Linked DNA regions of Homo sapiens: regions 1 and 2 are each linked to region 3. A link is a loop called in an ENCODE intact Hi-C map of the cell type or tissue named here. Cell type or tissue: gastrocnemius medialis. All regions are shown on one strand.

Evidence for each region. A loop is a pair of places that touch in the nucleus more often than their neighbours do. Peaks named below come from ENCODE experiments on the same cell type or tissue, not always from the same donor. Only the 100,000 strongest peaks of a DNase experiment are listed, where the experiment ranks them.
Region 1: a loop joins it to region 3, with 11 times the contacts of the local background. A loop is called at or near these places in 92 of 110 quality-filtered maps.
Region 2: a loop joins it to region 3, with 9 times the contacts of the local background. A loop is called at or near these places in 90 of 110 quality-filtered maps.

The regions. Positions count from the first base shown.
Region 1 is chr1:244,797,000-244,804,999 of GRCh38, reverse strand. It overlaps LOC107985372 (a long non-coding RNA gene), which reads left to right and starts at 1,228. Exons shown (of 5, transcript XR_001738568.1): 1 at 1,228-1,367. In gastrocnemius medialis, CTCF peaks have their summits at 3,430, 3,633 and 7,985 (motif pointing right); no DNase peak of the experiment used is centred here.
Region 2 is chr1:244,600,129-244,608,128 of GRCh38, reverse strand. It overlaps CATSPERE (catsper channel auxiliary subunit epsilon), which reads right to left. Exons shown (of 22, transcript NM_001130957.2): 18 at 2,335-2,434. Among named protein-coding and RNA genes, the nearest start is that of DESI2, 49 kb to the left of the region's middle. RefSeq lists an enhancer at 7,892-8,000. In gastrocnemius medialis, a CTCF peak has its summit at 4,529 (motif pointing left); no DNase peak of the experiment used is centred here.
Region 3 is chr1:245,038,533-245,046,532 of GRCh38, reverse strand. The region is part of intron 3 of DRC8 (dynein regulatory complex subunit 8); the gene reads right to left. It also overlaps the pseudogene RNU6-999P. Among named protein-coding and RNA genes, the nearest start is that of EFCAB2-AS1, 72 kb to the right of the region's middle. RefSeq lists an enhancer at 1-3. In gastrocnemius medialis, a CTCF peak has its summit at 3,669 (motif pointing right); DNase peaks (open chromatin) are centred at 785 and 3,662; H3K27ac peaks cover 473 bases.

The DNA of each region.
Region 1 (8,000 bases), 240 kb after region 3:
TCGCAGATGCGTGCTCACTTTGTAAAAGGTCATCTAGCTGTACACTTATGATTTGGGCACTGTTCCCTGTGTATACTTTATTAAAGATGTACTCTAGGAAGATTGAACCTGTGTTAAATCCCAGTCCCTAATCTAAGCGTAGTCTCTTCATAATTTTGTTTTGTTTTGTTTGGAGATGGAGTCTCGCCCTGTTGCCCAGGCTGGAGTGCAGCGGCACGATCTTGTCTCACTGCAACCTCCACCTCCTGGGTTCAAGCAGTTCTCCTGCCTCAGCCTCCCGAGTCACTGGGATTACAGGCGAGCACCAACTATGCCCGGCTAATTTTTGTATTTTTGGTAGAGATGGGGTTTCGCTGTGTTGGCCAGGTTGGTCTTGAACTCCTGACCTCAAGTGATCTGCCCACCTTGGCCTCCCAAAGTGTTGGGATTACAGGCGTGAGCCACCACGTGCGGCCTCATAATCTATTTTTTGGGAGTCATCTTTTTGCTTTATTTTGGTTCGAAGAGCTATACAGTCATATGCCACATAGCAATGTTCCTGTCAAGGATGGACCAAATATACAAGATTATATTATTATAAGATTATAATCTTAGAATCCCATAAGATTATAATACTGTATTTTTACTGTACCTTCTCTATGTTCAGATATATTTAGATACACAGATACTTACCATTGTGTTACGATTGCCTACAGTATTCGGTAAAGTAACATGCTGTACGGGTTTGTAGCCTAGGAGCAATAGGCTACACTATACAGACTAGGTGTGTAGTAGGAGGCTGTACCATCTAGGTGTGTGTAAGTACACTCTGTGATGTTCACACAACTACGAAATCGCTGAATGACGCATTTTCCAGAATGTATCTCCATTCTTAAGTGACACATGACTGTACACTTTGGGAGGCCAAGGCAGGAGGATTGCTTGAGCCCAAGAGTTGGAGACCAGCCTGGGCAACATGGCAAAACGCCATCTCTTAAAAAAAAAATAGAAAAATTAGCTAAGTGTGATGGCATGCACCTGTAGTCCCAGCTACTCAGGAGGCTGATGTGGGAAGATCACCTGAGCCCGGGGAGGTTGAGGGTGCCGTGAGTTGTAACCACGCCACTGCACTCCAGCCTGGGCAATGAGTGAGACTCTGTCTTAAAGAAAAAAATAAAAAGAATTAAATCATGGATTCTATCTTGTAGGAGTTTAAAATCAATTTTTGCCATAATCTTCATCATTGGGAAGTGGTCACTGCATTCTCTCATCCATCCATGGGAAGTGGTCACTGCATTCTCTCATCCATCCATTCATTCCTCAGCATTTGTGGAGAATCCACCACCTCTCTGTTGAGAGGAACAGCATTTCTGAAACCTGGAGTAAAGGTGAGAGCTACATTTTACTTACCATTTACAGGCCAGGAATGACACTAAGTTTTATATATCTTTTTTTTTTTTTTTTTGAGATGGAGTTTCGCTCTTGTTGTCCAGGCTGCAGTGCAATAATGCAATCTCGGCTCACTGCAACCTCCCCCTCCCAGGTTCAAAAGATTCTCTTGCCTCAGCCCCTCTAGTAGCTGGGATTACAGGCATGAGCCACCACTCCTGGCTAATTTTGTATTTTTAGTAGAGACGGGGTTTCACCATGGTTGGGCTGGTCTCGAACTCCCGACCTCAGTGATCTGCCCGCCTCAGACTCCCCAAGGGCTGGGATTACAAGCGTGAGCCACCACACCCGGCCTAAGTTTTATATATCTTTTCTCATTTAACTCTCACAACAACCTTATGAGGTTAATATTTATTATCCTTATCATCCATATTTAATGGAAGAGAGAAGGGAGGCTTAGGGAGGTTAAATAATTTGTCCACACTCACATGAGAGTGGCTGAACTAGGAGGCTGCCTCGGTGCTGTAGAGGCCAGGGCCCCTTTGCTTAACTGCTGCATAAGCTTTGGGAGAGGACGTGGTGGAGGAGGCGTCCTGGACGCAGCAGTGGGCCTCTGGGACCTGAGGCGGCAGGGGCAAGAAGCAGCCTGGACTTTCGGGACCCTATGGGGGTACTTAACAGAGCCAGAATGAAATGTGTTCCCAAAGCTCTGGGGAGTGTCCTTGAATGAGAAAGGCTGGGTTTTGGCTCTGGAGATGAGGCATGGGGTCCATAGAGAGAACCAGGGCTTAGCAAAAAGCCATGGTGTCCACCGAGCGAGGATTCTTTCGCTGCAGCTCTCCACATGTGGTCCTGGCGGGTCCTCCTGTCCTCTTTTCTTTCTTCACCATCAAGCAGCAGTCCACCTCGGCACCACCCACATGCTATCACCGCAGCAGGAAGGATCTGTGATTCCAGGGCGCCACTAATGAACTAGTACGCGAAATCTCACAAAATAGTCATGTGTATACACACATACACACATACTGTGTGTATCACAGCATCACACTTTTGGGCCGGCTGGAAAGGCACCAAAATGAAATAATACCAATCAGAGCTAAAGGTTAGGATTTACTGCTGTGTTATTTATTGCAGCCTTGTAGAAAAAACCAAAAACTCAAAGCATCTTATTTTCTCAGCCTGTGAACAATTCATAAACGTTTTGTTTCCTCAGCAATACAAAGCATCTGAGGTCTGTGATTTATTAACAGGAAGAAGTTGTTCTTCCCCTTTGAGAAAAGATAACGATTACAGGAGAGCTGCTTTCTCACCTGAGAGGTAGGGCCGTTGAGCCTCGCCTAAGCTCGTATCACTAAGATTCTGTGACCCGCAGCCCTTTCCACACCACAGGTAAGGAAAGACGGCTCTTAGATTACTAGTCGTGACTGGCCTCACCACCCCTCCCCAGCCTGGGCCCTGCAGAGGCCGTCTCTCACTCTGTGTTGGCCCTCGAAGGCTGGCCCGTCGCTGTGTGGTTCTCAGTCCATCCATAGCCCAGTGACACCTTTCAGGGAGGCTCCAAATAGCTCTCACGTGTTTCTCTCCCTCCGCCAGGGGGCTATCGTCTCATTAGGAGACCACCACAAAAACTTTTCACCTCCATTCTCCACACACTAAGTCTTGAGGTTTTTGGGCTGAGCACTGTGGCTCATGCCTGTAATCCTAGCACTTTGGGAGGCCAAGGCAGGCAGATCACTTGAAGTCAGGGGTTCGAGACCAGCCTGACCAACATGGTGAAACCCCTGTCTCTACTAAAAATACAAAAATCAGCTGGACGTGGTGGCGGGCACCTGTAATCCCAGCTACTCAGGAGGCTGAGGCAGGAGAATCGCTTGAACCCAGGAGATGGAGCTTGCAGTGAGCCAAGATTGTGCCATTGCACTCCAGCCTGGGCAACAGAGCAAGACTTCCTCAAAAATAAAAAAAAAAGTTTTAAGGTTCTTTTTACCGTGGTTTATGAGGCTTTGTTCTAATAACTCAAATAAATTGAAGCTTATCTTAAAAGAGGATAAAACTACGGTATTTTCAGTGTATACCCTGTATGTACACATCACATGTTGGACCCGACTTTCCAAATACGATTCGCCAGCATTGGCACTCACATATGTAGCTCATGATCAAAGGGCGATGAATAATGTTGCTTCATCCCGAGACTCAGGTGGCGTTACTGAAGCATTTAGCATCCCCCTTTCATCAGTGCCAGTGCCGCAGATGCTGCGGGCAACAAATTGTGCGCCCTAGTGGTCCACACGAGTATTTCTCATTACAATATTAATTGTAAAGTGTAAAAACCAAGTTACAAAAACCCACCGCGTTTTTATGTTGCTGGGGGAAGATTCCACAAATTTCTGCCATCTACTTTCTTTATACTCTTTTAAAGCTTTTTTTTTTTGGAAAATAAAACATAAATACAGAAAATCATACAAAAATGAATGTATAGCGTAATGAAGGCAAACACCCTTGTAACTACCATCCAGGTCAAGGAATAGAACTTTGCAAGCCACTGAGAAGACCATCCACGGGCCCCACCCCTATCACGTCCCAACCACCACCGCCGCCAAGAAACCACGAAGACAATCACTTGGTCGTGTTTCTTTATAGTGAACACCTGGGACTCTATGGTTGTCCAGTTAAAAAAGTCGTGGCTGGGCGTGGTGGCTCATGCCTGTAATCTCAACACTTTGGGAGGCTGAGGCAGAGGTGGGAGACCAGCCTGAGCACCATAACAAGACCCCATCTCTATTTTTTGAAAATTAGTTATGATTTTAAGTCTCCGAAGCTACAAGTTTCCCCTCTCTTTCTTATTCTGACAATTTATCTGTTGAAAAACCTGAATCCTTTGACCTGTGAAATTTCCCACAATCTGGATGTTGCTGATGAAGTATTCTCGGTGGAATTCAATGTGTTCTGGATTTCCTACGATGTAGCAGCTGGATCCCAAGGTATGATGAGACTTAGGTTCAGACTCTATGGCAAGACTAAGTCACTACTGGATCTTGAATCAGGAAGCACAAAACGCAGGTCAACTCTGTTGCTATGTTAATAGTCATGGATGCCTGATGCCTAAAGCCATTAATCCACTGACAATTACAAAATTGTAATACTCTAATTCTACCGCTTTTTTTTTCATTTGTTAGTTGCAATACCTTTTTTTTTTTTTTTTTTTTTGAGATGGAGTCTCGCTCTGTTGCTAGGCTGGATTGCAGTGGCATGATCTCAGCTCACTGCACCTCCAACTCCTGGGTTCAAGCGATTCTCCTGCCTCAGCCTCCCGAGTACCTGGGACTACAGGTGTGTGCCACCAAACCTGGCTAATTTTTGTATTTTTAGTAGAGACGGGGTTTCACCATGTTGGCTAGGATGGTTTCGATCTCCTGACCTCGTGATCCACCCACCTCAGCCTCCCAAAGTGCTGGGATTACAAGCTTGAGCCAACGCGCCCGCCGGTCTATTAGTTGCAATACTTTCATAAAGAGATGCCTCCTCTCATCTACCATTAGGTTACCCAGTGGTACAATCCATGTAGGAAAGTTGGGAAAAGTACTAGATTCTTTTCTCTCGTAAGTTTTCTAAGATAAGGAATGGGTCCCCCACCCTCCTCTCCCGGGAAGAGAATTGGTTCCCTAGCATCCTCCAAATGTGATGATTAAAAATGTTTGAATATAATTAAGAACTTAGGGATTTAAACATATTTGATCATTTTCAGTCCCTTGGAATTATTGAAGCATAAATTGTGTCATCTTCAGTAAGTGGATGCCTTTTCCAACTGGCTCCTGAATCCTTCTTACATGGCCCTAGTAGTCTTCGGTAGTTTTGTTGCTATCTGATGTGACTAGATGATATGACAAAGGTCAAAATGTATATTTTCTGCCCCAAACTGGGAATCAGTCATTTCTTCATGAAGCATTTGTTTCTTTTAGTGGGAAATGGTATTTGAAGACGGTACTCTGGGCATAAAGATGCTGGCTGCTACTGTGCTGGTCGTTGCTTTGCTTTTGGGCCTTCTCAGTGAAGATTTTGCATATATAGACACATGAAGAGAATAGAATAGAAAATACCTCATGCATTCACACTGATACTTTACATTCAGATTCAGAACAGCAAGGAATTTTACCTAACCTCTACATCTTGAGAATCCTGTATACACATTCTTCCACGTTGAAAATATGATTCTCAAAACCAAAATCTAGAATGGAATCAGAATACCTCATCTTGCGCATTTGATGTGTCCGCATTACTCATAACAGTGTCGGAGCTGCAATACTAATATTACCATCACTAATATAATTACTAAAAAGGTTTTTTAAAAAGCTTTTTTTCTGTGTGCTTGCTCACACATTTTTAAATGTGTGTGCTTGCTCACACATTTTTAAATGTGTGTGCTTGTTTTTTTGTTTTTTGTTTTTTTTGAGAGGGGGTCTCGCTCTGTCGCCCAGGCTGGAGTGCAGTGGTGCCATCTCGGCTCACCGCAACCTCTGTCTCCTGGGTTCAAGCGATCCTCCCACCTCAGCCTCCCGAGTAGCTGGGATTACAGGCATGCACCACCACACCGGTTAATTTTTGGATTTTTAGTAGAGACATGGTTTCACCATGCTGGCTAGGCTGATCTCAAACTCCTGACTTCAAGGTGATCCACCCACCTCGGCCTCCCAAAGTGCTGGGATTACAGGTGTGAGCCACCACACCCAGCCTTTAAATGTATTTGTAAATGTTCTTGTCCCATTTTTAAAAATGGCAGTACTCAGCTGGGTGCAGTGGCTTACACATGTAATCCCAGGACTTTGGGAGGCTGAGGTGGGTGGACTGCTTGAGTGCAGGAATTTGAGACCAGCTGGATAACATAATGGCATTCCATCTTAAAAAAAAAATTGCCGGGCATGGTGGCATGCACTTGTAGTCCCAGCTACTTGGGAGGCTGAGGTGGGAGGATTGTTTGAGCCTGGAAGGTTGAGGCTACAGTGAACTGTGATTGTGCCACTGCACTCCAGCCTTGGTGACAAAGTGAGACCTTGTCTGAAAAATATTAAATGAAAAGTGAAAAAATGGCACTACTATACACTATCAGAGCATGTGGTCATTACAAAGTATACTCACTCCCTTTTAACTCTTAGTCTTAATTCCACAAGTAACTACACATTTAATAGTTACCGCTAGTTTTTATTTTGATGTCTGAATAGAGCAAAAGTTCTATTCAGGTCAGGTTCATTTTCTTTGTAAAAAGAGGAGGGAAAAACAAGACCAGTTGTGCCCATGTTGAGACGGTTTACACATAGTAGATAACAATGGCATTGTATGATGCTACTTAATACATTTCTTGAGCTCTTTTGCACATATATGTTGGAGAATTTCACATTGATGACCCACCATCCCATCTTTGTGGTTGCTGTTAATGGTGGTTAGGACAGTAGGGAAAAAGGTCTACTTTCTCCCTTCTGTTACGCTAGACCAGTTTCTCAACCTCAGCACTTTTGGCATGTGGGGCCGGATAATTCTTTGTGGTGGGGGTGCTGTCTGTGCCTTGTAGGATGTGTAGCAGCGTCCCTGGACTCTACTCACTAGATGCCAGTAGCACTCTTCCCCCTAGTCGTGACAACCAAAAATATCTCCAGACATTTCTAAATGTCCCCTGGGGACAAAATTGCCCCTGGCTGAGAACCCTGCACCCGGTTGCTGTTTTGACGCTCATAGATTGGACACGTTGCAGTTTTAAGCAGTTATCCCTGAGTAAAAGGGACTATTACAAGGTTCAAAGTCCAGACTAATGCGCTCTCATCTTCAAGCAATATTAACATTCCTTGACAGGAAATTTGTAGCAGAGAGCTAACTTTGTAACAGTTTTCTTTTTTTTTTTTTTTTGAGATGGAGTCTTGCTCTGTCATCCAGGCTGGAGTGCAGTGGCGCGATCTCGGCTCACTGCAACCTCGGCCTCCTGGGTTCAAATGATTCTCCTGCCTCAGCCTCCGAGTAGCTGGGATTACAGGCTCGCACCACCATGCCTGGCTAATTTTTGTATTTTTAGTAGAGACAGGGTTTCATCATGTTGGCCAGGCTGGTCTCGAACTCTTGACCTCAACTGATCCGGCTGCCTTGGCCTCCCAAAGTGCTGGTATTACAGGGATGAGCCACTGTGTCCTGCCAACGATGATCTTTATTATAATAATAGCTAATAGTATAATAATTAACGTAGTATAACATATTCACGCAATTCACAAAACAGTTTTCACTTATACTATTTATTGAACTAAGTGGGGATTCTTAAATCTTCCTACTCTAAAGATGAGAAAGCCAAAGCCCAAAGCAGTGAAGTGTCTTGCACAAGGTCAGCATAACAGTAAGCAGCAGAGTGAACGACAGGTTCTTGATCAGGCTCTCATCTTCATTAACTGTGTCTTGGATTATTGTCTGTCCTTAATGCACAAGAATAGACACACACACATGCAAGTTCATGCAGACAACCTTTTTCTTGTTGTTGCTAACCTTTTAGAATGGCTCTTACAATTTCCATGTAATTACATTTTATTCCAACAATAAGCCAGGAATCCACCATTAAGGGAGGTTCACGATGTTATTGCATATCCTACCACCAGGTGTCG
Region 2 (8,000 bases), 440 kb after region 3:
AAAATTATTATTATTATTTTTTTAGACGGAGTCTCACTCTGTCACCCAGACTGGAGGGCAGTGGCGCGATCTCAGCTCACTGCAACCTCCGCTTCCTGGGTTCAAGCGATTCTCCTGTCTCAGCCTCCTGAGTAGCTGGGATTACAGGTGTGTGCCAGCATGCCCAGCTAATTTTTTTATTTTTAGGAGATATGGGGTTTCACCATGTTGGTCAGTCTCAAACTCCTGACCTTGTGATCGGCCTGCCTCAGCCTCCCAAAGTGCTGGGATTATAGGCATGAGCCACCGTGCCTAGCCAACAAGTTTAATTCTTGATCACATATAGCCCAGTGCAGATGTCCCTGGTTAGATGGTTCTGACGGTGCCTCTCCTCAAAGCAGTGAATTAGGAACCAAGGCTTTTAAAAATGTGTAGTGGCTCCTTGCATTCCAGCTCTCATCTACTCCAGCCTTACTTGTTGCTGTAATACACTGATGTGAGGTATGATGGAAAGCGTGAAGGTTCACGTGATTCCTTCTTAAGCACTTCACCTGGAAGTGACACCTATGACTTCTGCTCATATTCCAGCCATGCGAACCAGTCATATGGCCCCAGCTAGATGCAAATGCATCTGGGAAACGTAGTCCCTGTTTAGAAACTTTCCCAGCAATACCCTCATAGGATGGATGGCAGAATTCAGGAATCCATGGTGATTGTTTTCAGGGCAGGAGGAAAAGTGATCCAGTTCTGAGTATACGGTACCAGTAAGTAGGGATGGCATAGATGTCAACTGAATGGCAGGAGCCTCAAACAAATGGAGTTTTACTTAGAGTGAAGAGAGAATGACCTGGAAATGATACTGTATCTCTTAGTGGCCTTTTGGCTAAGACCAAGTGCAGCAATGATACTATGGATGAGGGAGAACATCAACCCCAAATCTCACCCTTAAGTATATGGGGTGAGAGAAAGAGTACTCTTGGTTCGATAGAACTGTAGGGAAAGGGTTGTCCTCTGAGGAACTTTTATTGAAGAAGGATCTAGAGCGTTTAACCTTGAGGCATAATGGAAAGGTTTGAGAAGGAAGAGAGTGATGGGAGTCTGGACCAAGGGAGAAGATGGATACAATAGTATAGGGATGAGACTGTGCAGAGGAAGCAGACCAGGAGAACTTACATATTAGGTGCTGAACAAGCATAGGTGGAATGTGTGGTGGGACGGATGTATTTGGTTACATAACTGAAAGACAATTGCCAGTCACGGTGGCTCACGCCTGTAACCCCAGTACTTTGCGAGGCCGAGGCGGGTGGATCAATTGAGGTCAAGAGTTCGAAACCAGCCTGGGCAACATGGTGAAACCCTATCTCCACTAAAAATACAAAAATTAGCCAGGTGTAGTGGCATGTGCCTGTAGTCCCAGCTACTCAGGAGGCTGAGGCAGGAGAATCGCTTGAGCCCAGGAGGTGGAGGTTGCAGTGAACTGAGACTGCACCACTGCACTCCAGCCTGGGCAACAGAGCGAGACTCTTAAAAAAAAAAAAAAAAAGCAAAAGAAAGAATTCTTGCAATACTCTGGGGGATGGCAGGTGGAACTCAGTTCTCTTGGCTGCCATCTAGATGGGTTATACTTCTGGATAATTAAGGTGTCTGGTAGATAAGAACATTACTTCGGAAAGAGCCATCCCTGTTTTTTGTGTTTTTTTTTTTTGCGAGTGAAATCTGTGGGGAATATTAGAAATCAGTGCTGGTAACTTCTAGAGAGGCTCCATCATGACAGGAGGCCCTCAGGGCAGGAAGGCCCACACAGGGAGGGGAAATGTGTTGATTGGGAGTGGTAAGACCACTCTGCTGCGGCCTACAAAGTGAAAGGATAGAATAAGGGAGATTCACCAAGGAGGCCAAGAGCAACCAGTCCTGGCGGGTGGAAGGAAGCCGGGAGAGTGTAGGGACACTGAAGCCAAAGTCAGCAGGGTCAAATGATGCAGGGAAGTCAAGTGAGACGAAGCCCAGAGTGTCCGTTTGACTTAGTGCACAAGTGATAAATGTCCTAAAGCCAAAGGCAGACCCATAAATAATCAAACACTGAATACAGTTTGGAGAGAAAAGAAGACTCATAGAGTTGCATCATCCTACTATAAATGTTATTTTTTTTCTGACCCCTTTATGTCTGTCTTATGTGACAACTTCTATTTTTCATAAATGAATTTTAGTAGCCATATAATTTAATCTAGAGGTGATTTTTTTCCTACCCACTGCTGCCTTATTCTATTTTCCTTAGATCGCTTATTTATAAATTTAAAACAGGAAGACATTGTCTAGTTGCATGCTAAATTCTGGTTAAATCCAAAGATGCCATACCTGTGCCATAGTATTATTAAAGCTATAGTCATCCCTGCCGTGTATTTCCCACACTATGAAATTTGCTTCAACGTCTTTAACATAGCCATTATCATCAAATCTGAAAGAAACAACAAACAGAAAGATACTAGTTTAATATAAAATAGAGGGGTTAAGAGTTCCAGCTTCTGAGTCAGAAGTGCTTAGGTTTAAATCCTGTCTTTATCACTTCATAAAGTGATAAAGTAACTCTGGGGGAGTTACTTAAACTCTTGAAGCCTTGATTTTTTTTTCTGTAAAATAATAACAGTACCTATTGTTTAGGTGTCTTTTGACAGCTGGATGAAATAAACAGATGTTCTTTCATTCAGCTCTCAAAATAAAACCTGATAGTAATGAAGGAGAAATGTTTTACTTTTTGGACATTTGGAACTCTAAGTTCTCTTCACTGGACAGGGTCCATCTGTTGATCAGGTGAGGGTAGCTTAGGTACTGCTGTCATGGGTGTTAGCAGGGAGAAAGACGGAAGGATGTGATGGATGGAGAAAGGGCAGAGCAAGGGCACAGCAGGATGCCCTGTTGTCTTTTAGCTCATATATTCATTTGCTGCCTATTATGTACTAGATGTACTAGAGAATGAAACCACAGAATTACTATGATGAGAACGGAGATGCTGCAGATCCCCCTAGGAGGAACCAGCTGGAAGGTGTGGCTGAGTCTGGAAGGATCAGTGGTGTCAGTAAGTCGAGGTGAGGCTGAGAAGCAGACGTAGCCTGTACGCTCCCTGGATCTATAGTCACACCTAGCCCATGCTCAGAGAATGCAAGACGACTTCTACCAACAGCAGACACCAGCAAGGGGAGTGCAAGATGGACCGGCTACCCCTGCCTTGATGCTACAGCTGGAGACACAGGTCCCATTGGGCTTATTTACCGCAAACTCAGTAAGTGTTCAAAAGAGCTGTAGTGCTTCATATTAATATTTTTCTCCCTGCTACCATGTGAACATAGAGGCTTGAAATCAGAGCTAAAAGTTCAATTCTTGATAAAGTCGTGCCTTTGCACACCAGAACTTGTGACCGTAAGAATGGTTACATGTTTTCCTTCTCCGTCAGTTACTCCCATATTTCTGAATGAAATTGTCCCCCATGCCTGTTGGGTAGAATTTCACTTAGGACCTTAGTGTCAGGCACTTGCTTCGAGGCTGCTGGCTCTGGGACTGTCGCCCCACCTTCTCCTTCTGGTAGAGCTTCTTGCTGCACTCACTGCTCTGTGTCTATCAGACAAAATAACAGGTCCTTGACAGTGTCTCCTGACTCACTGCCCCATCTCTGCTTCACCTCACATTTGTATCTGGCCTTCTAGGTCTGCTACAGCTTGCTAACACCCAACCCTTGTTATTAAAAGCATTTATTGTCCCATTCTCACAAACTGGGGACAAAAATTTTAAATGTCAAAAAGTGGTACCTGAGAAGTTATTTTCTTTCCATCCTATTTAGTTTTGAGACGTCATGAAGAGATGAACTCAGAAGGTTAGTTCTCAAACAGGCATGACTAGCTAGGGATTGGAGGATTGGTGTTTGGCTTCTTTTCTGATGGGGAGGAAGGCCACAGAGTATTCAAAAACTCTACTGAGAGCTCTGGGACCCTTTCGCAACAGACAAATGCACACATGTGCAGGCATACATGTATTTTTGTATAGTTTCAGAGATTTGGGTCAGGCTTTAGCAAAGCTCTAATTCTAGGAGCTTTGGAAAGAACAGAATGTTTGCATCTTCCAAAAGTCATCAGACTATTGAATTATTACCATTTATTGGTATTTTAGAGATGGGGTCTTGCTCTGTTGCAGAGGCTGGAGTGCAGTGGCACAATCATAGCTCACTATAACCCCTAATTCTTGGGCTCAAGGGATCCTCCTAACTTTAGGACTACAGGTATGTGCCACCACACCCAGTAAATTTTAAAATCTTTTGTAGAGATGGGGAGTCTCACTATGTTGTCCAGCCTCATCTTGAACACCTGGCCTCAAACCACCCTCCTGCCTCTGATTCCCAAAGCACTGGGATTACAGGTGTGAGCCACCATGCCTGGCCAGATTCTTACATTATTAAGAACTAGTTGCAAGCCATATGTTTTATTAAAAAAAAAAAAAAATCTTAATTGAACTGAGCTGGCATCTTTTGCAAGAGCAATATGCTACAGTGCCATCTAGTGGCAATAAGTGTAAATTACATGACCCATAATTTCTGGGTTTGTAAAGATCTTTTACAATGATGTTTAATTTATATCATTGAATATATTTGAAAAAATACTTGTCTATATAAGCATGGCTTATTTTCATGAATGTTCTTTAATGTAGGGTATAATACTAATTAAGCCTAAGAAATGCAGAAATGTTACTAGTTGGCAGCTCTTCCTTGCAATTTGTAACCTCCCCACAGTGGTAGTTCCATTTTGGGAATTGGGAAAGAGACCTCTCTGTGCACCTGCAAACCTATTAGACAAATCCTTGTGGCTATCCCATTGTATTAACCACGACTTTAATTTTCTGTATTCTGATGCCATAACTTCTGGGGCCTTGCTGACTCTAGGGGGTCTGCGGAAGGTTAGCCAATTCCTAGAGATAGTAACCAACTCTTCCAGGAGCCCCTGCCTATGAAAGGGGGTTCTTTATTAGTAGCCCTGGGCTACTATCCTCCTACCCTCATCACCCCAGAGGCAGACACACTACAACCAGGGAGAGTCCCTAGTCCCCAGAGCCCCATTGAAATTATTCAAAGTAGCCAATTTCAAACATGCTTACCCTGCCTCTCCTATTCCTTCCCACAGAAACTGCAATAAGGCTCTGCCCACATTTCCCCCTCACTCCCTCTGCCTCCTGACTGACCCTGATGTTTCCATGTGTGGCCCCATGGAGCATGCCTTGCCCCCAGTTTCTAGGGATCTGTATGTATAATGCACTTCCTTCCTGATGGCCATTTCCGCGTCTGTATATCTTACCGTACCTGACTAAAGCGAATCCTCAGGACCCTTAAAACACCCAGAATATCTGTTCCTGAACTCCCTGCAGGGTAACAAAGAAATCCTGCCCCACTGTTTCCTCTAGGGCTGCTTCTGTGGCACTGAATTCTAGTTTGGGATTGGAGCGTGATAGACTCATCATCAAATGCTAGTAAGTGTGGGGCAAGCCCTGGGACTCTGAATCCAGCTGTGATGACTTGGGTTCCCAGCTAGATCACACTCCCAGGGCTGGCTTCCTTCTTATGAGTGTTGGACAGTCAGTCTATTGTCCTTTTATCGGTAAAACTCTGCCGAGCCTTGTACCTGAGCCATTCCCTATAACGTTAAGGCATTTATTGTAATCCAGAGACCTAGACTATGGGCTAATTTCCCGGTGGCCACCCCTGCCGCTGATTCTCAAAGCTTGATTGATTCAAGTCTGCCAGAGTCTCAGAGTGAGCAGCTAAATTCACCTCTGATGAATACCTGATCGGATACCTGGTTTTCAACTATGTATACTATAATTCAGTGGAACTGGACAATGGACCTTACCCATTTGTCCCTCTGTCGTTGACCTCTAGTATTCAGTTCATTATCTTAGGATAATTGGAAGTAAAAGGTTTTATCAAGTGATTCCTAGTAGCAGACAAATAAGTTATTTCTAGAAACAAGTGCTGCCACAAAAATCCCAAATAGTGCTGTTCCAGTAGACTACTCTCCCACCTCACCCTCTCCCATCCCCCACTTGTCCTCTCATCTGCCCCTTGACCTCATAGAGATTTCCAGTTCCCCAATTCCTCCTTCCTTCCCCTTCCCCTTCTTCTCCTTCCCTTTCTCCCCTTCTCCTCCTTCTCTCTCCTTCCTTCCTTCCGTTTCGCTCTGTTGCCCAGGCTAGAGTGCAGTGGTGCGATCTTGGCACACTGCAACCTCTGCCTCTTGGGTTCAAGCGATTCTCCTGCTTCAGGCTCCCAAGTAGCTGGGATTACAGGCGCCCACCACCCACGCCCGGCTAATTTCTATGTTTTTAGTAGAGACGGGGTTTCACCATGTTGGCCAGGCTGGTTTCGAACTCCTGACCTCAAGTGATCCGCCCACCTTGGCCTCCCGAAGTGCTGGGATTACAGGTGGAGCCACCGCGCCCGGCCCTCCCTGCTTTCTCACACAGCATTTCTCTCTTGCCTTCTCTTCGTTCCCTACTCAGCCCAGTCTCATGGCTAATCATCTGACCCCCAGTTATATTTATCCTATTTTTGCTGGTGAGAAATCTGTCAGTCTAGGTGACATTCCATTGTAGGTAATCTGTCTTATTTATATGACAGCGTATGTGATTTTCCCTTTTTCTTTACTGTTTTATGGCTTCATTCTGAGGTATCTGAGACTTCATGCCAATCCTCAACCTTCTGACTTGGGCCTTAAATTCTGAAAAGTTTTCATATTTTATTTCTTTTCATTGAATGTTGCCTCTCTTTTCAACGCATTTTCTGTAATTTCCCCTTCTGGAAAAAATTATTAAGCACATGTTGAAATTTGTCCTTCTGCTGAAATTGTTTCTTACCCTCTTTCTTATTTCTTTATCTGTTTACCTATTTGTATTGCATCCTGGTTAATTTCCACATCCCTCTTTTTTCAGTAATTCTCTCTCCACCTATATCTAATCTGGTTTGTAATTATGTCTAAAATTTTGAATTTAATGACTACATTTTCATGTCTAGAATTTCAAAATTTTTAAAATATGCCTACTTTCTTTTCATAGTCGTATTATTTCCTTATGATTTCTATTTTATTTTTCCTCTTTATTCATTTTTGAACACATTTTCTATATTATTCAGATTGTTCTGTTATTTTTAAGCATTTGCTTTGTGTGCTCATTTTTCAACTTATTTTATCTGCTGACTCGCCCTCATGGGGGTCCGTTTCCTTAAATGTTTGTAAATTTAGATGATCGATTCTTTGATGGTGGTGACTTTTCCAGTGAGGATCCTATATCTCTGGATTTGATGATCGATTCTTTGATGGTGGTGACTTTTCCAGTGAGGATCCTATATCTCTGGATTTGATGATCGATTCTTTGATGGTGGTGACTTTTCCAGTGAGGATCCTATATCTCTGGATTTGATCGATTCTTTGATGGTGGTGACTTTTCCAGTGAGGATCCTGTATCTCTGGATTTGCTTCTCCAGTTACCTTTGTTTCAAGGGGTTTGCTTAGGGGTTTCAAGGCTAGTTGATAGTTTTTAGCTTCATTTTTCATATGGCACTTTCTGTGACTAAACTCTATTCCTATTAGGTATAAGTTCAGATCCATAGGAGGCCTGAGGTGAACATTTTGGTGGACATCTCCCATTCTTATAGGAGGTATGTTTTTGCCTACAAATTCATGTAGGTTACAACCTTCCTTGTGACTGACCTGGGCATTAGCAGAGTTTTCTAGTCTCTCTCTCTCTCTTTTTTTTTTTTTTTGGACTAGGTAGCTCTTAATATATCCTGAATTTGTGAAAGAGCCTCTTGGCCTCACAGGGGCTTGAAAACCCAGCTTCCAATTTCTAGCTCCATTATCCTGGGCCAGTAGCCCTGGATCGCATAGGTAGGCTGAAAAGCATTGCTCTAACTTTCAGTTCTCTCTTCGCTTCTGAGAGTCCGCCTTCTTTCTTTCAAGCTTAGTTATGTACAAAGTATTTTTGTTATGTTT
Region 3 (8,000 bases):
GGGCCAGGTGAGCCCTGCACATGTCCAGATGGTATCCGGATGGAGCTGGGATCCTGGCCACAGTGGAGGAAACCGTATTGCTAACAGTTCAGCCTCAGGAGTAGTGAGGATCCTAAAGGTGAGCTAAGAATAAAAGAGACAGCGAGAAGGAGCACAGGTCAGGAAAATATGAGGCCATTAATTCTGAGAAAGAGATCGAGGTCTGTCTGCAAAGGGAGACAGCTGAAGAGAAAAATGTAAAAACACTGAAATAAGTGAAAAGAAAGTTACAGGAGATAGGAAAAAAATTCATAGCTTAATGATGAAAATAAAAGAAAGAAGTTTAGAAATAAGAAAACAAGACATTAGACAGGAACTAGAAAATGAAACAAAAATATAACATAATTGATAAAATCATATATAATATTAAGGTTGGTTAACCTATTTCTACTAAATGAAACTTTGAATTAAGTGAATTGATTGAAGATTCAAGTAAAGCTTTTAGGCCAGGCTGAGGCAGGGCAATAGGGTCTGGAGGCAGGGATCCTAAGGCTATTTCACACTGACTTCCTAGAACTAAATTGAAAGGAAAACCCTAACTTTCCAGCCTAAGTAACAAAAGGACCAGAGGCTACTCCCTTTGCAAACTCACTACCTTTTCTGGTAGGCAGATGGGAAATTGGCTGTCTGCAACAAACCAGACTGACTGCGGGTTGAGTCTTCGTTTGCATCTTTGTTCACTCCGGCCTCTGAATGGTTGCTGTCCACAACCAGTCAGACCGATGGCTGCTGTCCACAACCAGTCAGACTAATGGCCTGCCAAGTCTGTTTGCACAGAGGTATAACTTTGTAACTTCACCCTAGCCTCTGATTGGCTGCGAAAACCAACTCCTGTTTGCACAGGGGTGTGACCTTTGTAACTTCACTTCAGCCTCTGGTTGGCTGCTTTCTGCAACCATTCAGACTGACTGTGGGCTAGCACTTCATTTACATGAGATGGACGTGAAGTGGCCAATGGAAAACTGCTAGCGGGTATTTGGACCCAAGAAGATTCTGCATCTGGACCCTGGAGCTGCTGCTCTGGCCCACTCCCACACTGTGGAGTGTACTTTCATTTTCAATGAATCCCTGCTTTTGTTCTTTTGTTGCTTCATACTTTGCTTTGCTTTGCTGGGCATTTTGTCCAATTCTTTGTTCAAAATGCCAAGAACCTGGACAACTTGCAGTCACAACCCTCGACCAGTGACAAGGCAAGGTGGCTCACACCTGTGATCCCAGCACTGTGGAAGGCTGAGGCGGGAGGACCACCTGTGTCCAGGAGTTCAAGACCACCCTGAGCAATACAGTAAGAACCTGTTTCTACAAAAAAATGTAAAATTAGCCAGGCATGGTGGTGTGTGGCTGTAGTTCCAGCTACCCTGGAGGCTGAGATGGGAGGATGACTTGAGCAGGTGAGGTTGAAGCTGCAGTGAGCTCTGTGATGCTGCCATCACACGGCAGCCTGGGTGACAGAACAAGACTCTGTCTCAACATAAATAAATTCAATTAAATTAAAGCAACCTTTTAAAACCATTTTTAACATTATTAAAATTATTAAAGAATTTAAATTATTGAAGTTATCTTTTCAAAAAACTATTTAAAAAACTGAAACCAAGCCAGCCATGGTGGCTCACACCTGTAATCCCAGCACTTTGTTGGGGCTGGGTCGGGGGAGGGGGTACCGAGGTAGGTGGATCACTTGAGGTCAGGAGTTCAAGACCAGCCTGACCAACATGGTGAAATGCCATCTCTACTAAAAATACACAAACACACACACACAAATAGCCAGGCGTGGTGGCAGGCGCCTGTAATCCCACCTACTAAGGAGGCTGAGGCAGGAGAATCCCTTGAACCCGGGAGGTAGAGCCGAGATGGTGCCACTGCACTCCAGCCTGGGCAACAGAACGAGACTCCGTCTCAAAAAAAGTAAATAAATAAATAAATAAATAAATAAATAAATAAATCCAGCCTGGGCGACAGAGTGAGACTCCGTCTCAAAAATAAATAAATAAATGATAAAATAAAATAAAAAACTGAAACCAATGTAGTAAAATAAAATTAAAATCGTTTTTTAAAGTTTAATAATTCCTTCTTTTGTTAAGTTTTTGGAGTAGAGAAAAAACATATAAACTCGTTTTGCATATAGTAATGGGCTGGTTATCACTGGCTCCTCATAGGCAAAAAGTCCTGATTTGGATCCTTTTTTATTTCCATTGTGGTTTTATTTCCATTGTTCCAAGATCGATTTCAAGCTGCCAATTACAAACATGAAATCACTAAAGGTGGAGTCTGGAAGAAATGACAATAGCATACCATTATATGGTACATCCACCACACATACACTAGACACAAATAACCTCAAAGTATGAGTAAAATATAATAAAGTAATTACGAAGTGGTAAATTGTATTTATTACAATTACCTTTCTTTTTGTCATTGTTAATAAAAGCATTTATTTTGCATTTAATACAGAATAACCTGAAAAAATATGGAACGCTTCACAAATGTGTGTGCCAGCCTGTGTAGGTGCCACGCTCATCTTCTCGATGTTGTTCTGATCTTAGATAAGTGCTGCTGAAGAAAGCACCCTTGTTTTTTAATATAACTGAATTGTCTATATAATTTATTTCTAATATAAACTAGCTTTAACAATAGTTTGCAGAACTCCTGAAATTTAGCCATTAGCTCTTGTGAGCTGGGATAAGTCGGCACGGTCTGGCTCCAGCACACCACTGACGCTGAGAGTCAAAATCACTTCATTCAGACAGCTAAAGAGGCCTTCCTGGGGCCGTCCCTGCACGGGTTCATCTCCTCAACAGCGAGAGTGGCCAGGAGCAACTCACTCAGTATTCTACCATGTACACAAAACAGAAATCAAATACTACTCTTGAAAATAAAATGTTGTCCCTTTGAAAAATAATTTTCTTCCTTTTAAATCGATTTCATGGGATTAAAAAAACGCTAACTCCTCAATTTTGGTAGGCTTTTGAAAGAAAGTGAAAATCAACTGTTCCATATAAAGTATTTAAAATATGCTGAGACATTTGATTTCTTTTTCTTTCTTTCTTTTTTTTTTTCCTTTGAGACAGAGTCTCGCTCTGTCGCCCAGGCTGGAGTGCAGTGGCATAATCTCGGCTCACTGCAACCTCCGCTTCCCAGGTTCAAGCAATTCTCCTGCCTCAGCCTCCCAAGTAGCTGGGATTACAGGTGCCCACCACCATGCCCAGCTAATTTTTTGTGTTTTTAGTAGAGACAGAGTTTCACCATGCTGGCCAGGCTGATCTCAAACTCCTGACTTCAAGTGATCCGCCCGCCTAGGTCTCCCAAAGTGCTGGTATTGCAGGCGTGAGCCACCGCACTCAGTCAACATTCGATTTCTTTTGTCAACGTAGATGTCTTATATTGATAAGAAGTACAAACTAACTCCAAAAGCCTTTATGGTTACAAGTATTAAAAATGTTTTTCTGTACCTGTGCTATATATATAGTAGTGGGCATAGGAGTAAGACTATTTGGAGCAAATGAGCCCCAATAAGGTGGCCCAATCGTGGTGTCATCATTTAATTATGTATAGCATTTGGACCACTTAAAATGTTTGACCCGGGGAAGCTTGGTTCTTGGCAGGCTGGCATTTAGTGGGTGTAGTATCAAGTTCCTGACACAAGGGGGAGCCAGTGCCATTGAGCTAGGCTGTGACTTCAGTTTAAGGGCAGCCTAAGGTCAAAAACACCAAAGTGAAGACCAGATTCAGAATATTTCACACAATTATAAGAGACAAAAAAAAATAGGCAAAACATTTTACCTGCTCTATTAAATAGCTAATATTATGCTAAGGATAAGAGAACATTTAAAGCAATCCAAAAATGTCTAAGGACAAAGCAGGATCTGAAAATGTTTTCATTCATTTAACAAATATTTGAACCCTATGATGTGCTGGTATCGTTTACAGAACAGCAGAGAACAAAATAAAGACCTCGCCCTTACGGAGGGCATTTTTCACACATGTACCTTATTTTGGAAAAGCCATGAAATGAAGGTAAAATAATGACGAAATCTCTTTCTTCAGCAGAGCTATTCTGTTCAAAAAAGGCCTCTTTTATCCAAGGTCCCTCTAATCAAGAGATCGTGTCTCCACTGCTAAGATATGCTTCCTGAACACCTGGTTCTAACTTGCTGCAGTGTTATTTCTTATATAGTCCTATGTGCTAGAGTTTGTAGCCCCCTAAAAAACTCTGGATCTCCTGTATATCATTAAAAACAAAAGCTCTACAAAATACTGGATATTACAGAGTGACTGAGAAACAATTTAACCACACGGTCACTTTTCATGTGCCATGGCGCAGGCACTCCGCAGCATTGCGATTACTATGAATTAGACAAAATCCCTGCTGTAATGGAACTTACAATCAAGGGAGTGAAAGAGTAAACATAAATAAATCTAAGCGAATTTTAGGTAGTGATAAATACAATGAAGAGATCAGCACCATACCCATGATTGTCATAGCTCTATCAGTTTGCTAGGGCTGCCATAACAAATTACCATAGACTGTGTGACTTAAACCACAGAAATTGATTTTCTCGGTTCCGGAGGCCAGAGGTCCCAGATAAAGGTGTCAGCAGGTCGGCTGCTTCTGGGGCCTTCCTCAATTTGTAGGCGCCACTTTTTCTCCCTGTGCCCTCACCTGGTCACCCCTCTGTGCGCGAGCATCCCACTGTCTCTCTGGGTGTCCAAACTTCCTCTTCTTAGGAGGACACAAGTCAGATTGGATTAGGGCCCACCCCAATGGCCTCATTTTAACTTAATCACCTCCCTTTTGTTTGGGCTTTTTAACTTAATCACCTCTTTAAAGACCTTATCTCCAACTAAGGTTTCATTCTGAGGTATACTGGAGGTTAAGACTTTAAAACACGAATTTGGAGGGGACGTAATTCAGCCCATAACAATAACAATAATGACATCTTACAACTTACTGCCACCACCAAGCTTGCCTGGCCACCATTCCCTCTTGCCTGCACCACTGCAATAGACCACAGGCTGTCATTCTGCTTCTGCTCTTGATGGCCATCTCAATCCATTCTCACAGCAGCCAGAACAATCTTTTTAAAATGAAAATCATAACATGTAATGCCCTGCTTAAAACCCTTCAATGGCTTTCTGGTCAACTTCTTCCTGATCAACTGCACCGAGAAACTTCTTTTTCACAGCATGTAATGCTCTACGTCATTTGGCCCTGCCAACGTTTTTGGCTTGATCTTACACCACTCTCTAGCGACCTCACAGGTACACTATCCTCTTTGCTTTTCTCCAGCATCCTAATCCTTTCCCCTTCAAAGGGCCTTTATATTTGCTCTCCCCTGCTTCACACAGCTGACTCCTAATCTTAAAGTTCTTATCTCGAAAATTACTTCCAGAGACGCACTCCCTGACCAGAACGTCTAAACTATTCCATCCCACCTAAACACACCCCAATTCTCTAATGTATTATCCTACTTTATTTTCTTTATAGCACATTTTGTTACATCATCCTGTTTTATTTACAGTGTAGCATTTATTACTATTTGAAATTGTATTTATTACTTGTTTACTTTTCTATTATCCACCTTTTTCCTCTAAAATATAAGTTCCTGGAGGGCAGAGGCTTTGGCTTTCATTGCTATATTCTAACACCTAGAAAAAGCTCACACTTAATAAGAAATCAAATATTTGTTGAGTAATTCATGTTTGTGTGTTTGTTTTTTATAGACAGGGCCTCACTATGTTGGCCAGGCTGGTCCTGAACTCATGGGCTCAATCGATCCTCCCGCCTCAACCTCCCAAAGTGCTGGGATTACAGGCATGAGCCACCGTGCCCAGACAATAATTAATTTGTAGAACACTTTATAGCTTGAAAAATGCCTTTCACTTAAACAGTACTTTCATATATATCCACTCATTTAATTCTAATGTCAATCTATATTATATTCCCTATTTTAAAAATAAGGAGACTAGAACTTTGAGACGATATCTGACTCGCCCTGCTAGTAACGTAGCTAGTCTGGGGCAAAATTGGAAATTGGTCCTATCCTCTGACTCCTGGACTTGTCTCTCAGCACTTTTTGCAATAACATCTTAGAACAAATCTTGATGGCGAGTGTGATTCAAGGTGAAAAGTAGTGGCAGAGAAAAAGACTCAGGTGCAGACCAGATCCTATGCTGTCTGCATATTTCACCAAGAGGCCTTGGTCATAACAAGGGTTCCATAAATGTTTACTGAATTAATAGACTATGGCATTTTTCTGTGTTGGGAAAGGCCTAAGTAATTCTAAATTCCACATTGCCCAATGGCTGCCGACTGCCCAACAAAATGAGAACAAGCCCACTGTCCTGGAATTTCCTTTTTAAAAATAACACCAAAACGCCGCTTGGCAAAAACCACAGTAATAACATTCACAGGCAAGATTGACCAACGGATGCTACTTGTGGGCCAGAGTTTGAGGGGAATCAATATTTGCACAGTCTTAAAGTATCTCCTCCAAGGTATTTACCAAATACAAAAGGAAAATTCATAACTTTGCTGTGGGGAAACCTGGCAGACACTATCTTAAGCAAGCAATTAAGGTTAACATCATCAGTACTAAAGCAGAGCAACATCATGTATTCCCTGACATGATGCTCTGAGAAGGGCACAAACTCACTTGTGTGTAGTATTCTCGCCAAAAATATACTGGCTCAATCTAATCACAGGAAAATATCTGGCAAACCCAAACTGAGGGACATTCTAAAAAAGAATTCAGCAGGATTTTTCAAAAGTATCAAGGTGATGAAAGAGGAACTGTCACAGACTGGAGGGCTAAAGAGACAAGACAACAGCGCAGGACAGCGTTCTGCACGGATCCTGGGAGAGAGGAGGGAATTCGTGGGAAATTGGTGAAACTCCAGTACATCTCTAGTTCAGTTGATGGTACTGAACCAACGTTAATTTATTGGTTTTGATCATTGTAGTGTAGTTATGTAAGATGTGAATGGGGTGAAGGATACACAAACTCTTTTTTTTTTTTTTTAAGAGGCAGCGTCTCACTCTGTTGCACTCTGAAGTGCAGTGATGCCATCATAGCTCACTGCAGCCTCGAGCTCCTGGGTTCAAGCAATCCAACCACCTCAACCTCCTGAGCAGCTGGAAGCACTGTGCCACCACACTTGGCTTTTTTTTTTTTTTTTTTTTTTTTTTTTTTTTTGTAGAGACAAGGTTTCATTATGTTGCCCATCCTGGGTACTATGTTTTTGCATTTATATAACTCTAAAATTATTTCAAAATAAAATGTTTTTTAAAATACTGGATAGTATTTCACTGTGTAAACATATCACATTTTCCTTATCCATTCATTCGTTTGGACACTTAGGTTAATTCCCTATATTGGCTATTGTGAATAATGCAGTAAATAAGGGGGTGCACTGAAAAGATTAAATTTCAAAATAATGGCATACTAGATTCCTTTTTTCTCTGTGGTCAAGAAATGGAAATTTCTGGTTAATCAAATATTTTTAAAAGAGTTACCACTTTTACACAATATCAGGGATATTAGCCATTTACAATGTAAGATTTTTCTCAAGGTGTTATTTATCTCTTGATTTTATAATTCTTTTTTGGCTTGAAATTTTATTATGTAAAATTTTATTAAATTTTAAAATCTTTCTACTTCTGGCTTTTGTTTTGAGTTATTTTTCCTACTCCAAGTTTATAATGGAATTCATTCATATTTTTAAATACTTAACAAGGTTTTGTTTTAAACCTAGATACTTGTTGCACACAAACTTTATCTTACTATACAGCATGAAGTACAGACCCAATTTTATATTTTTCTAAATAGCTATCCAGTTAAATCTATGTTTTCCTCACACATCAGAGATGCTATTTATATCCTATATTAACTTTCCATATGCACTTGGAACAATTTCTGGATTTTCTATTTCATTGATCCATTATGCCATACTGTTTTAACAAT